2 separate regions of the Homo sapiens genome follow, and region 2 is linked to region 1. Evidence: read pairs that join two places in POLR2A ChIA-PET (ENCODE). Cell type or tissue: B cell. All regions are shown on one strand.

What was found. ChIA-PET counts read pairs that join two places held together with the same protein. Peaks named below come from ENCODE experiments on the same cell type or tissue, not always from the same donor. Only the 100,000 strongest peaks of a DNase experiment are listed, where the experiment ranks them.
Region 2: POLR2A ChIA-PET joins it to region 1 with 6 read pairs; 3 of 35 experiments call an interaction of 5 or more read pairs at or near these places.

The regions. Positions count from the first base shown.
Region 1 is chr9:89,482,662-89,487,661 of GRCh38, forward strand. All of the region lies in intron 1 of SEMA4D (semaphorin 4D), which reads right to left. Among named protein-coding and RNA genes, the nearest start is that of SEMA4D, 13 kb to the right of the region's middle. RefSeq lists silencers at 2,523-2,602, 2,613-2,702 and an enhancer at 3,872-3,941. In B cell, no CTCF peak of the experiment used is centred here; DNase peaks (open chromatin) are centred at 1,440 and 2,500; H3K4me3 peaks cover 1,711 bases; H3K27ac peaks cover 4,680 bases.
Region 2 is chr9:89,369,969-89,374,968 of GRCh38, forward strand. It overlaps a transcript of SEMA4D not described here. Among named protein-coding and RNA genes, the nearest start is that of SECISBP2, 54 kb to the left of the region's middle. RefSeq lists an enhancer at 3,190-3,259. In B cell, no CTCF peak of the experiment used is centred here; a DNase peak (open chromatin) is centred at 2,623; H3K27ac peaks cover 2,494 bases.

The DNA of each region.
Region 1 (5,000 bases):
TGTAGCAACTACAATGTAAGTGCTTGAAAAGGCTTCAGAGTAGTCCTGACACAAAATGTCTCAGTGGAAGTCTCCAGATGACACCATCACTTATTTAGAGAATGCCACTGTGGCCTGAGCATGGTCTCCTCGCTGAGAAAAGAGAAAGGGGAGAGAGCATGTCTGCATTCTCAGGGCTCCTTCATTTCCACCGCGAGACATCTGTGCTAAGCCATCTATCCCTTCTGCAGCCCTAAATGTGCTAATTATTAAATGACACTCTCTTCCAGTTGAAATAAAACCTGTGCCCACTGGCTGGAGTCACAGAGCGGTTACTTGTAAATAAATGGAGTCTGTATCTCCCCGAAGGCTTGATTCCAGGTCCTGCAGCGACTGGTGTCTATTTTAAAAATCGCCTTCTCACCACCTCTCTGGTTTCGCCAAGCTGGCAAAAACCAAGCCCTGCTCCAACCGTGCTCTTGTGGAAGGAACTGGAACATGAGGATGGCAGATCCCTGCACAGAGAGACCTCAGCCCCACAGAACATCCAGGACGCAGCCGCTGCTTACAGGCAAGACCAAGGGAGCCAGGCGGCTTCCCAGGATTCCACATTTGAAACCCAAGCCACTGCCCTCAGCATTCAAAGACAAGCTAGATATCCAATTCCACCTGCTCAAGAGCTCTGCTTTGACCCAGTTTTCCTGCCCTGTTGTTCTCAGGCTTGCGGTCCAACACCAGCCCCTGGGGTAGGCACTGTGCTGAAGGCTCTAAGGCATGTCCAGCCCCAGAAATGTGGGGATTAGCCTCACTGAGAGGAAAATCAAGCGGTAGAGGAGTACATGGTCAAAGTCAGCCAACGTGAGAAATAAGATAATAATACATAGTGTACACACATTGACGTCACGCTAAAATTTTTACATTTCCATGCAGTTACACATAGGGCCAGATGTCACATGGGGGTCAGTAGTTCTCAATCTGGGGGTTGCAAACACAGTTTTTCAACAAATATAATCAAATAAAAATATCAGGGGGTGTCACAGATAGTTAAGGGCGGCTGTTATGAGCAAAACTTACTGGCATGTGTGCATCTGTGTGCTGTGTGTGTGTGCGTGTGCTGCCTCACAATATAAAATGCATGTGGGTCACTGTCAGCGTCTGAAGCCAGCCAGGCATGAGACACCCACACAGCCAGGCTGCCTGATGGTCAAGAAGCTTTTGTATTGTAATAAAAAATGTTTTAGCAATATGGTCCATGCACTGAAACCTTCCTGAGGCTTGGTTTCAAACATAACACTGAATTCCACATGCATCTCAGTTCAAACGTGGGCAAGAAGGGATATTACAGGAGTCATCTCATTTAATAATCCTACAGTCCCCCAACAACCACTGAGGGACAACCCCACTAAGGAAGAGGGCGGGCCCCACTGAGGCTGCGCACAAGCTGGCAGGCACAGAAGGGCTTCCGGGCTCCCCCAGGAACTGGAGCCTTAAAGAGGACGCCGCGGCCACCCCGCCCTGCAGGCCCACCTGCAGCTGGGCTGCATCTGGGAGAGGCAAGCGAGGGGCCGGCCAGCTTCACTGCCTGCATGCCCTTTAGGAGCAGAACAAGCTGCAAAACACCCACCTGCTCTGGGAACAAGGCACGCATGACCAGTCTAGGAAAAGTGTGCAAAGCTCTCAAGACTCCGATGCATACGGGGTATGTGTGTGCTGTGTGTGCTGCGGCACGTGCAGCATATGACTGTGTGGTGTTATGTGTGGGGTTTGATGTGTGGTGTGTGTGGTGTGTATGTGTACAGTGTGTGTTGTGTGTGTTTTGTGTGTGTGTGTGGCATGGTATGTGTATGTACCACGTGGTGGGTTTGTGTAGTGTGTGTGGTGTGTATGGACTGGGTGTGTGGGGTGGGGAGGTACGTGTATGGTGTGTGTATACATGGTGGGGTATGTGTGTAGTATGGGGTGTTCCGTGGTGTGATGTGCGGTGTATGTATGCAGTATATATGTAGTGTGTGTGTGGTGTGGTGTGTGTATGTAGTGTGGTGGCTGTGTGTGTGGTATGTGATGTGGTGTATGGATGTGTTGTGTGTTATGTGTGTGTGGTGTGGCAGGTATGTGTGAAGTGTGTGGTATGGGGAATGTGTGGTGTGGTGTGTGGATGTATTGTGTGGTGGGTGTGTGGTGTGTGGATGTATTGTGTGGTGTGTGTGTAATGTGTGTATACTGGGTGTTTGTGGTGTGGGGGGTATGTGTGTAGTGTGTGGTATGGGGTGTGTGGTGTGATGTGTATGTGTGTGTTGTTTGGTGTGTGTGTACTGGGTGGGTGGTGGAGGCATATGTGTGTAGTATGTTGTGTGTGTGTGTGTGTGTGTGTTCCAGAGCTACATTTTTCAACCTTTTCCTTTGTATTTCTCCTTTGTGATTTCCATAACAAGTATTGTTGCAGAAAATCAGAGAAATGTAGACAAGCACCAAGGAGAAAACAGAAGGCACGTCATCAACTAAACATCTGACTCGCATTTTGGACATGGTCTAGTGCTTTCTAGGCAATTGTAAGTCCTTGCCATGCATGTTGGTTCACAAACTGTTCTTAACACATGATGTATTATGCTGACTTCTCATCTCATTAGGCATATTTTACACTAGATTTTCAAAGAGTGACCAATGTTACTATGGCACATCCTGCCTAACTATTTCACTGTCAGTAGCTGCCCAGGTTATATCTGGATTTTCTATTTATAAACACTGAGAAACACCCTTTTCAATAAATGCTTCTTAACATTCATGATTCTTTAAATAAATGTCTAGCTCATTCAGACTCCAATGGCCAAAGGGTACATGTGCCTTAAAATCTTTAAAACATTAACCGGGCTGGGCACGGTGGCTCACACCTGTAATCCTAGCACTTTGGGAGGCCAAGACGGGAGGATCACCTGAGGTCGGGAGTTCAAGACCAGCCTGACCAACATGGAGAAACCCCATCTCTACTAAAAATACAAAATTAGCCGGGCATGGTGGCGCATGCCTGTAATCCCAGCTACTTGGGAGGCTGAGGCAGGAGAATCACTTGAACTTGGGAGGCAGAGGTTGCAGTGAGCCAAGATTGCACCATTGCACTCCAGCCTGGGCAACAAGAGCAAAACTCCATCTCAAAAAAAAAAAAAAAAAAAAAAAAAAGAAAAAAAAAAAACCACTAACCAACTGCCACCTCCTAGTGCATGCATTAGATGCTGGACCTCAGTATAGAGCATCGAATCACAACTCCTGGCTTCACCACTTCTTGGCTGAGCGGCTTCAAGAATAACATTCTTATTCTCTCTGTTCTCACCTGTAAACAAGAGGGGAGAACTGACCCAGTCTTACAGGACTGTGGTCAGAACTCCATGAGACGGATAGAGTTTGGCATATCATTTATAACAAGGTCACCATGAACGTCATCTAGCATTCTTGTCCCATAACTTCTTTCCCTTGTTTCCAATCTGTCTTTCCAATTCATCACTCTGAAATGCCAGAGTTACTCCTGAGACATCGATCTGATTGCTTTATTTACTGCTCAAATACCTGCATAATTATGCTGAGTGAAAGAAGCCAGACTCAAAGGCTACAATCTGTATAATTCCTTCTATATGAAATTCTGGAAAAGCCTAGAGGGATGGAAAACAGGTCAGTGGTTGCTAGGTCTGGGGAAAGGAAACTGACTACAAAGGGGCACAAGACGGAATTTTTGGAGTTATGAAAATTTTCCATACCTTGATTTGGTGTGGAAATGATTTGGTATGGTTATATTTACCAAAACCACATGCATTAACCAAAACTCACAGAATGGTACATTTAACAGGAAAGATTTCACTGTATATAAAATTATAGCTCAATAAATCACACAAATAACCAGAACTGACTCAAACAGAAACAGAAAATCTTCATAGTCCTATGTTAAGGAATTGAATTCATAATTAAAAGCCTCTCCATAAAGAAAACCCCAGACAGGCTGGGCACAGTGGCTCACACCTGTAAGCTCAGCACTTCAGAAGGCCAAAGCGGGAAGATGGCTTGAGGTTAGGAATTCAAGGCCAGCCTGGGAATCATAGTGAAACTCTGTCTCTGCTAAAATTCAAAAAAATTAGCCAGGCATAGTGGTGTATGCTTGTAGTCCCAGCTACTCTGGAGGCTGAGGCAGGAAGATCACTTGAGCCCAGGAAGTCAAGGCTGCAGTGAGCTATGATTGAGCTATGATTGTACCACTGCACTCCAGCCTGGACAACACAGTGAGACCTTGTCTCCAAAAAGGGAAAGGAAGGGAAGGGGAGGGGAGGGCAAGAGAAGCCCAATCCTACAAAGACTATTCAAAAATAGTAAGAGGAACCACTTCTCAAATCATTGTGTGGGGCAAACTTTACTTTGATACCAATATAAAATACAGTACCAGAAAAGAAAACAATATCCCTCATGACATAGCCACAAATATCCTTAATAAAATTGCAGCAAATCAAATCCAGCAATATATAAATATATATATATAATATATAAAACAAATATATAAAAAAGATACATAATTACCAAGTGGGATTTGTGCCAGAAATGCAAGAATGATTTAACATTCAAAAGTTAACCAGTGTAATTCACCATATTTACAAACAAAAAATGAAAAACCCTATGATCATCTCAACAGATACAGAAAAAGTATATGAGGAAATTCAACACCTACTCATGATAAAAGCTCTCAACAAATTAAAAAACTTCCACCGCCTTGTAAAAGGCACTTCATATCTTTACCTAACATCATACTTAACAACAACAACAACAAAACTTGAAATTCTTCCTTCCTGATATTGGGAACAGGCAAGAATGTCCACTTTTATCACTTCTATTAATCATTGTACTGAAAGTCCTAGAAGTGAAAGAAAAGAAGAAAAAGGAGTAAAAGGCATTCTAACTGGAAAGAAACTGGTCTTTATTCATAATCATCAGAATTATCTATATGAAAGATCTTGAGGGACTACAAAAAAAGCTACTTAAATAGCGAC
Region 2 (5,000 bases), 110 kb before region 1:
GTATGTGTGGTGGTGTGTGTGTAACAGTGGTATGATTGGTGTGTGTGTGATGTGTGTTGTATGCTGTGCTGTGTGTGGTGCATGTGTGAGTGGTTGTGTTTGGTATGGTGTGTATGGGGGTGGTTTTAGGTGTGTGTACAGTGTGTGTGTGTGGTGTGTGTTGGTATGTGTGCACATGTGCAGTGAGTATGCATGGTCTGTGTGTATGGTGTTTGATGTGTGTGTGGTGTGTGTGATTTGGTGTATGTGATGTTTTGTGCTGTGCATTTATTGTGTGCATGCACATGGTGTGTGTGTTGTGTGGTGGACATGATTGTGTTTGTGATGTGTGTGCGTGTTATGTCGTGTGTGTGTGTTGTGGTACATGTGTCGTGTGGTGTATATTGTGGTGTATCTGTACGTATGTGGTGTATCTGATATATGCGTGGCGTGTGGTGTGTGTGGTGTGTTTGTGGTGTGTGGCTGGTGTGTGGTGTGTGGTATGTAGGTGTGTGTCTGGTTTGTGTGTGTGGTGTGTATGAAGGAGGTATGGTGTGTGTGTGATGCTGGCATGTGGTGTGTGTGGCATGTGGTGTGAGGGGGTGTGGTGCTGGTGTGTGGTATGTCTGCTGTGTGGTCTGTGTAGTGTGTGTGGTATGTGTGTCTGGGATGTGTGTGGGGGGGTACAGTGCATGGCATGTGTGCGGTATACGTCATGCTCATGTGTGGTGTGTGTGTCTGGTGTGTGGTATGTGGCTAGCATAGTCTATGTAGTTTGTGGGGTGTGGTGTGTGTGTGGGGTGTGGTTGTGAGGGGTGTGATGTGTGTGTGGGGTGGGGTGTATGTGTGGGGTGTGGCATGTGTGTGGGTGTGGTGTGTGTCTGGGGTGCGGTGTGTCGGGCGTGTGTGTGTGGGATGTGGCGTGTGGGGTGTGTGTCTGGGATGTGTGGCATGTGACTGGGATGGTGTGTGTTGGGGGGGTGTTGTGTGTCTGGGGTATGGTGTGTATCTGGGGTAGGGTGTGTATCTGGGGTGAGCTGTGTCAGGGGTATGTCGGGGTGTGGGGTGTGTGGTATCTGGGGTGGGGTGTGGTGTGTGTCAGGGGTATGTGTATGTCTGGGGTGTGGGGTGTGTGTTATGTCTGGGGTGTATAAGGTGTGTGTGGGGGGGTGTGGTGTGTATGTCTGGGGTGTGGGGTGTGTGTTATGTCTGGGGTGTATAAGGTGTGTGTGGGGGGGGTGTGGTGTGTATCTGGGGTGTGGTGTGTGGGGTGTGGTGTGTGTCTGGGGTAGGGTGCGTATGTGGGGTGGGCTGTGGCATGTGTGTGGGGTGTGGTGTGTGACGGTGTGTGTGTCTGGGGTGTGGTGTGTGTGGGGTTGGTGTGTGTCTGGAGTGTGGTGTGTGTTGGGGTGTGTGTGTCTGGGGTGTGGCATGTGTGTCTGGGGTGTGGTGTGTGTCTGGGGTGTGGTGTGTGTCTGGGGTGTGTGTGTGGGGTGTGGTGTGTGTCTGGGGTGTGTGTGTGGGGTGTGATGTGTGTGGGATGTGTCTGGGGTGTAGTGTGTGTGTGTCTGGGGTGTGGTGTGTGTGTGGGGGTGTGTTTGGGGTGTGGTGTGTGGGGGGGGGTGTGTGTCTGGGGTGTGGTGTGTGTCTGGGGTGTGGTGTGTGTCGGGTGTGTGTGTGGGGTGTGATGTGTGTGGGATGTGTCTGGGGTGTGGTGTGTGTCTGGGGTGTGTGTGTGGGGTGTGATGTGTGTGGGATGTGTCTGGGGTGTGGTGTGTGTCTGGGGTGTGGTGTGTGTCGGGTGTGGTGTGTGTGTGGGGGGTGTGGTGTGTGTCGGGGTGTGTTTGGGGTGTGTGTGTGGGGGGTGTGTGTGTCTGGGGTGTGGTGTGTGTTGGGGGTGTGGTGTCTGAGGTGTGTGTGGGGGGGTGTGATGTGTGTGGTGTCTGGGGTGTGGTATGTGTGTGGTGTGTGGGGTGTGGTGTGTGTGGGGTGTGGTGTGTGTGGGGTGTGGTGTGTGTGGGGTGTGGTGTGTGTCTGGGGTGTGGTGTGTGTCTGGGGTGTGGTGTGTGTCTGGGGTGTGGTGTGTGTTGGGGTGTGTGTGTCGGGTGTGGTGTGTTGGGGGCGTGGTGTGTGTCGGGTGTGTGTGTGGGGGGTGTGATGGGTGTGGTGTGTGGGGTGTGTGTGTTGGGGGGCGTGGTGTGTGTCGGGTGTGTGTGTGGGGGGTGTGATGGGTGTGGTGTGTGTGGGGGGTGTGGTGTGTGTCTGGGGGGTGTGGTGTGTGTCTGGGGTGTGGTGTGTCTGGGCTGTGGTGGGTGTGTGGGGTGTGGTGTGTGTCGGGGGTGTGTATGGGGTGTGGTGTGGGTCGGGGGTGTGGTGTCTGAGGTGTGTGTGGGGGGGTGTGGTGTGGTGTGTGTCTGGGATGTGGTGTCTGGGGTGTGGTGTGTCGGGGGTGTGTGTGTGTCTGGGGTGTGGTGTGTGTGTCCCTGCCCGTCCTTCACGGCTGGTACCAGGGTGACTGACTATAGTAAATGTGCATTGCTAGCCGCATGACAAAGCTTAGACAGCAGTCCATCCCAGGGCCAACGCGGTGCAGGATGGCTGTGCAACAGCTCTGAACACTCTCAAGGCCGCTGTCCCTCCTGTGCGGCCACAGTGCACACTGAGGCAGTCGGCCACTCCCAGCTGCTCCAGGCCCTGCCGATGCACTCAGTCCCCCAGGACTCAGGATCATAGGGCTAGCGGCTCCCAGGGCACGGGCCCCAAGGCAGTGCAGTCCTGACCTGCCCACCCCTCTTGTCACTGAGCCCAGGGTACCATGCTTGGGGTGACACCATGTGCTGTCTCACCTGGGCACTGCAAAGGCATAGTTCCCACTATGACACCCCTAGGGTGTCCCAGGGCCTTCTCAGGACCGTCCCATCCTGCCCCAGGGACAAGGCTGGCCTGTGCCAGGGCCATCAGTGGATCTTTCCGTATCATCTTCCACTGATAATTCCACTTCCTAGAGGCGAGAACTGTGGTGGAGAAGGGATGAAATGTGTCTAGGTGGAGAGTGGCACTGGTGGCCAATCTCCCACCCCAGCTCCTGACACAGGCCCACAGGTGTGGCCCTGTCCCTCCCTTGGATGGGCACTGAGGCCCCTGGGTGCAGGACAAGGGTGGGCCTCCACCCCACCACCAGGCCTCAAGCTCTCGCATCCCCAGGACACAGGCCTCTCCGCCCTACTCCGCCCACGTGGCCACATCACCTCCACCGCACCCCACGTTGGGCCCTTGTGCCCTGGCAGCCTCTGCACACACCACAGGCTATGTTTTCCCCTGTGCAGACCCACCCCGATCCCCTTTCAGGAAGCGCTTTGGCCTCAGAGGGCCCTCACCTCTCCTGGATGGCCAAGTCCCTGGGGCCACTTTCTGAGCACTGGCCAAGTGTTGGGGCAGGTGGGGACATCTCCTGGGTGACACATGGGCCTCCACCAGCTCTGGGGCAGACCCAGTCCCCAAGTGCAACCCTGACCAGCTGACCTTCCATCAGTCAGCCCTCTCTGGGGGGTGAGACGCTCCCCAAGACACAGGGTCACCCAGCAGAGCTACAGGCACCAGGACGCAGCATGGGGAACTGAAGATGCCACGAATGTCCTCTTAAGTTTCATATTCTAAAGACACTTTGCTAGCCCTTTAATCAGACAGCCCCCAAACCACTGTGACAGCTACCACGAAAACAGCCATTATAGCAAAGAAAAACCCAGCCAAGTTCCAAAGCAGCCCTGCCCTGGGTGGCTGGGGGAGGACACAGGCAGAAGCGGTAGGCCTGTGCCTTGAGTGCACTGTATTGCAATCTCCAGGCTCTGGGCCTCACCTGGAATGGCTCATTCCTGGCCCACAAGGCAGAAAATGGCACTCACTCTCCTCAGGAAAGTCTCTGGGACTTGCAAGTCACACTGTGGCCTCTGTCGCAGGAAGCATCTACAGACCCCAACAGAACCCTGGAGCCTACTCGGGAAATTCACAGCCACAGCCCCTCTGAGTTCACGGCATGCCCATGATGCCCTGGCCTCGGCCCACCCTTGAAAAGGCTGAAGCCACTCTCTCCTAAGCTGGTGCTCCCTGGGGAGGTCTCACAGCCTTCGCAGGCTGTGGCCTCAGTGGAACAAGTGAACGAGAATGTCCCAGATGGGGCCAAATGCCTCTGGAGAGAAAGTAAAGACCACGTGAAAAGGGGGTGGCGGAGGGCTGGGGGCCTCAGTTCTCAATCTGTTCAGTCCATCCTGAGCACTGGCAAAGGACTGCCCTCCTCCCTCAGCTCCCCTACCCTCTACACACTACTCCTGGCCACACTGCTGCAAGCCCACAGCTACATTCCCCATATCCATCTGTGACCGCCAGCTTTCTGTTAGGTCTGGCCATGGGAGTCATTGACAGGAGACAGGAAGTTGGAAGGAAGAAACATTTTTGTGGCTTCAAGTAGGACCTCCAGCAGTGAAGGCAGTGTGGCGGGCAGGGAGAGGCTGCAGATCACACGGCCACAGCCTCGGTGGCACAGCAAGTGAGACTGAGTGTTTGACACTTCACTCTTCCTGCCCATGGCTGATAATGGAAACCTCACCTTCCCACTGTTCCCAGCCCTTCTATCACCTTTGTAACCAATTCCCTGTGTTAAATGCCCTGTGGTTGAAATATCTGGGGTGGTTTCTGTTGCTGTAACAGTGATGTCCCTTCTCCCTGGGCACCCATCTTTCATTCCCTGCTGACCCCAGGGGCTTGTGTGTATGCCTGCCTAGCTACAGGGGGTACACCTGGAGCCTCACATTTAAAAATGTAACAGCAGCCGGGCATGGTGGCTCATGCCTGTAATCCCAGCACTTTGGGAGGCCAAGGCAGGTGGATCCCCTGAGGTCAGTAGTTTGAGACCAGCCTGGCCAAGATGGCGAAACCCTGTCTCTACTAAAAATACAAAAATTAGCTGGGCATGGTGAGGTGTGCCTGTAATCCCAGCTACTAGGGGGGCTGATGCAGGAGGATCG